Regions from separate parts of the Mus musculus genome. Here region 2 is linked to region 1. The links are chromatin loops, found by intact Hi-C in ENCODE. Cell type or tissue: heart. All regions are shown on one strand.

Region 1 (2,500 bases):
TTATCCCAACCCACCCCTACCCCCAATGTCCTTGGCCAGGAACAGAATTTGGCACACAGTGGGCAATTTGTGTGTGTGCATGTGTATTTATGGGAGGAGAGGGGGAGAGAGGGAATTTCTATCTTTAGCTTCTCCCTAAAGAAGCTTCCGAAGGCATTTTTAGAACACATCGAGTATTTGAGAATATGGGCCTCGTAAACTCTGTTAAAAAGATTTATGCCTTGGGCACTAACTTTTTCTTTCCACTTTTAAATATCACTAGTCCACCATGTCAAACAAGAAACTTACAGCTCTAAAACTGAGGCCTTCCTCCTCTCTCCCTTCTCCCTCTTCCTTCCTCCTCCTTTCTCCCTCTTCTTCTTCTTACTCCTCCTCCCCCTTCTCCCTCCCTCCTCCTCCTCTCACTCCTCCTCCCTCCCTCTCCCCTCCTCCTTCCTCCTCTTACCCCTCCCCTCCCCCTTCTTCCTCCCCCTCTGCCTCTTCTCCTTCCTCCCTGCCTCCTTTATTTCTCCTCTTTCTCTTCCTCTCCACTTCCTCCTCCTCCTCCTTACCCCCCCCCCCCATACTTTAAATAGATCCTAAGAGACTAACACAGACACTGGGCAGACACCGCTGCAACTCTGACCATGCTCACTTGCAGAGCAGTCCCCTGCTCTTCCTGATGCCACCCAACTCTTCCTGCTTGTTGAAAAACAACATTGGAGATTTCTGAGGGGTCCCCTGGCCCGCTTGCTTTTGTAAGTTCATGAGAACACAGATACCACCATTCTGTTTATAAAAGCCACAGTGTAATCTCAGAGTCCAGGAGTCGGAACATTAGGACAGGGGCCATATGGCTCCTATGGCCCCTTAGGAAAACATTCGTCTGCCTTTGCTCCACACAAAGCCTGGTGACCAGATGGTCTCTGCCCTGCCTGTGGTCTGACCCTAGGGTGGAGATCAGGGGCTCACTGGGTCCCACCCCTTTCCTTCCTGGGTACATGGAGCCCATGGTTCCCAGCCGAATGACAAACAGAAGTGATCCAAGTACTTCTTGGCAGAGGCAGCAACCTGACACCAGGATAGGATCTTACTTCCCTTCCCCACTCCTGCCCTGGCACCTGGCAAATGTCCAAGAGTGAAGCCAGCCCTGTGAGTGGTCATGATAAACAGAGCTCTCCCGTGCCGCCTGCAGTGGACTGACAAGGGCACAAAATGAGACTTTCCTCCCAATCCTCTGAGACACCAGGGTGTTACTGCAGTCAGTCCTGACCAGTCCTGGAGTCTTTGGTGAGAATCATCCATCTGAATTTCTCAAAGCTTACAAATGTGGCTTTGCCCCTGTCACAGGTAAACATTTTTTTAATTAAAACTGTCATTTCCTCCCTTCATATATATCTCGGTTCATTTAGTGTTACCTGTATGATATATACGGTTTCCACAGTTGTCAGGAGAACACTTTTGAGCAAAACACTAATGGTTTCTTTTCCCCAAGTCAATGGCAGTTTCTTACCACCTCCAAAGGCATGAAAGACTGTTCTAGAATGCCAGCCCTGGCTGCAGATCCCCAGGCTCATGATAGCCCATGAGTGGAAAAACTCTCACTACTAACGATGTTGGTGATAACAGTAAAGACATTTTAGCTAGGGTGGTTACCATGGCAACTGCTGAGCGTATTTAATCTGTACCTCACAGTATAGGGTTGTCCGGCTCCTTTTTTTTTTTTTTTTTTAGAAGTAAGGAAGTTAAGGCGAAAGAGATGAATTTCACTGGATCCCTGGTAGCTGTCAAGTCAGAGAACTTCTGTGGGATACTGAGGGAAGCCAGAGCCTGCGGAAAGTGGGGGGCTCCAGTTTGCTTGTGACCTTTGAACACACAGCTCTGCTTATATTTCTGCCTCCCAGGATTGTGGAGATTTCAAGTTGATTTTTCTCAATCTGAAAAAGATATGGTTGGAAGTATCTTGCTGTGTCTGTGAGTCTGAAATGTGGTATCTATGTAGCCGATCAACTTGATAAGTAAATTCAACCTTTTTTGTCTGATAATCACACTCATCTATCTTCAAGTTCTACAGGACAGTCCAAAGCTTTAGGGAGAAGCCAGGATCCTTTGATACCATCTAGAACTTCAGGAAGTGAAGGCTGGAGAAAACATGACGTAAAGAGTCTCCACTAGGGCTGGTGAGATGGTTCAGCGATTAAGAGCACTGCTCTTCCGAAAGTCCTGAGTTCAAATCCCAGCAACCACATGGTGGCTCACAACTATCCGTAATGAGATCTGACGCCCTCTTCTGGTATGTCTAATGGCAGCTACAGTGTACTTATATATAATAATAATAAATAAATCTTTGGGCCAGATCGAGCAGAGGTCCTGAGTTCAATTCCCAGCAAACACATGATGGCTCACAACCATCTGTACAGTTACAGTACACTCGTATACATAAAATAAATAAATAAATCTTAAAAAAAATAAGAAAGAGTCTCTACTACGGAGACCAGCAAGGAAAGAGTCTTTGTTGCCC
Region 2 (2,500 bases), 56 kb before region 1:
ATGGTGCCGATATCCCAGTTCTCAGGTGCTGTGTGGGGATTTACTCAGTCAGGACACTACACAGAGCCTACCAGCTCACCGGAGGAAGAAGGAAAAACAAGGTGGATCCTGCTAAGCAAGAGCACTTAAAGGTCACAGCCATCCATTGCTGATGAGAAAAAACAACGAAATGGGAAGTCTCCCAGTCACAGGGTGAAGTAGTTACTGGACCTGAGATGGAGCAGAGCTTGGGTGCATGGCATGACGCAGCTGGCAAGCCACCGAGGCCAGAAACAAAAGGAGGAGTGCCAGGATCCCACACCTGTGAACTGAGTGGACTATTTTATGTATGTAAGTACACTGTCGCTGTCTTCAGACACACCAGAAGAGGGCGTCAGATCCCATTACAGATGGTTGTGAGCCACATGGTTGCTGGAAATTGAACTCAGGACCTCTGGAAGAGCAGTCATTGCTCTTAGCCACTGAGCCATCTCTCCAGCCCCTAATGTGAACTTTTCAAACCATGTTTAGTGTGGGGCATTGTGGGATATCGTAGACATCTTAATGTGATAAGAAGAAACCAGGTTTGGTACCTAGGCAAGTACTCTAACCACTGAGCAACAACCCACCTCAATACCTCAATTTTTAGAAAAGCCTTGGACCACCTTGCTGCTGGTAGCCAGTAAAAGAAGGTGGCAAAAAAAAAAAAAAAAAAAAAAAAAGGCAGACAGGAGAAGCCCTTCCCATAACCACACCCACACCCACCCCACTCCCAGGCAGCACACAGAGGCAGCAGCAGCAGGTAGGTCCAGCTCTCATGCACTGCCTCCCCAGCGTGCCTCCTCACAACCTAGTGTGCCCTGGTTGCTAACCCTATTCGGTGCACCTTCCTCTCTGTTTTGTCTACCTGGAGCTTCGGTGGAAAGTGTCACTGTGTGCTCTCAAGCCCAGAGAATGGAGTCTAAAGGGCCTGCTTGCCCCGGGAAGAACGAGGAAACCTTGCTTGAAATTCGGGACACCAGCTCCTTGATGGTGTGAAGGATTATCTCTGGTCCTCACCCTAACAAGCCTCTCACCTGTAGGCAGTGCAGGCCTGCCTCTGCCCAGCTTCATCTAGAATCTGCTAGACTTGCAGGGCACTGAGGGGCAACAGTGAGCCCGGGATCAGATGGTGAAGGGTGCAGATCAGCTTCTGGATCCCTGGACTGGGGACAGGTGGGTGTGGGTCGAGGCTAGGGGAGGAGAGGGGAGGGGGTAGGAGGTGGAGGGAGGGAGTACACTGGAGGTGGAGGAGAGGTGAAGTTTTCCAGGGATCCCAACAAAGAAGAGAAGCAATTTCAAGCTGTTCCAGAGGAGGGAAGAAAAGAAACTTAAACTGGAGCCAGTTGGAAGCTCATTTCTTTCATGCCGGCTTGACTGATCCTGTGTGGGCGGCACAGCTCCTGGCAGCAACCGACTGTGTGTGGGTGGTGTTCTCAGAACAAAAGTTCACTGCTGCCGCCAGAGCCAGCACCTAAGCAAGGGATTTTGTCCCCTTACAGTCACTGCGGGAGTGAAGCCCAGGTCCACGCACTAGACACGTATACCCTGCACACGCACACCACAGCACACACAACATACAACACACACCACATGACACACACACACCACACGACATACACAGACCCATATCCCTCACACACATACCACACCACACACACACACCAGGGCACACACACCACATCATACCACATACCCACACACCACACACATCCCCACATACCATATACCACGCACCCCAACACACCAACCATACCACACACTACCCACATTGTACCACACTATAAGACATACAACACATACATACATACATACACAGCGCACACACACACACACACACATATTATACATACATACACAGCACACACACATATAATATACATACATACATACTATATATACAACAGACCACACACATATATATACACACCACACATACTGCATGTACCCCTCCCCCACAGCCCCCCCCCACACATACACATAAACACACACACCCCACATGCACTTAGAGCATGCATACCACTTCTTCCCACCCCCATCTTTCTGCACCCACTGAGGTCTTACCCATGTGAGTGAGAGCTAGCCTGTCAGGCCTCCAAGGGAAGAACAACATTAAAGCCCAGAGCAGCTATAGCTTTCACTATAATGAGCACAGGCTTTCATGAGCTCTGAGAGTCTTCAAAGAGCTTGGCAAACACAGACTCATTAAGTCTCCTACATTCTCCCTGTCACAGATGAAGACAGCAGTGGCTTACCCAGCACAGGCTGATCTCAGGCAACAGAGCCTGGCTTCCTGACCCAAGTGACACAGCCCCTGAAGCCCTGCTCCATCTTAGGAAAGAGTCAGGTAGGAAGGTTGGAAGCCCAGGACCAGCTCTGTGAAAGCAAAACTGAGGAGCAGGGACAAAGACAAAGTGACTGGTGACAGGTGTCAAAATCTCCTCTCACACAAGTGAGGATGCTGGCCAAGCCTCCCTGAGGG

What was found. Peaks named below come from ENCODE experiments on the same cell type or tissue, not always from the same donor. Only the 100,000 strongest peaks of a DNase experiment are listed, where the experiment ranks them.
Region 2: a loop joins it to region 1, with 2.1 times the contacts of the local background. A loop is called at or near these places in 11 of 42 quality-filtered maps.

The regions. Positions count from the first base shown.
Region 1 is chr16:95,824,288-95,826,787 of GRCm38, forward strand. No RefSeq gene overlaps it. Among named protein-coding and RNA genes, the nearest start is that of Gm32130, 23 kb to the left of the region's middle. In heart, no CTCF peak of the experiment used is centred here; a DNase peak (open chromatin) is centred at 964; H3K4me3 peaks cover 884 bases; H3K27ac peaks cover 2,194 bases.
Region 2 is chr16:95,768,447-95,770,946 of GRCm38, forward strand. All of the region lies in intron 1 of Gm32130 (a long non-coding RNA gene), which reads right to left. Among named protein-coding and RNA genes, the nearest start is that of Gm41509, 28 kb to the right of the region's middle. In heart, no CTCF peak of the experiment used is centred here; a DNase peak (open chromatin) is centred at 1,425; H3K27ac peaks cover 276 bases.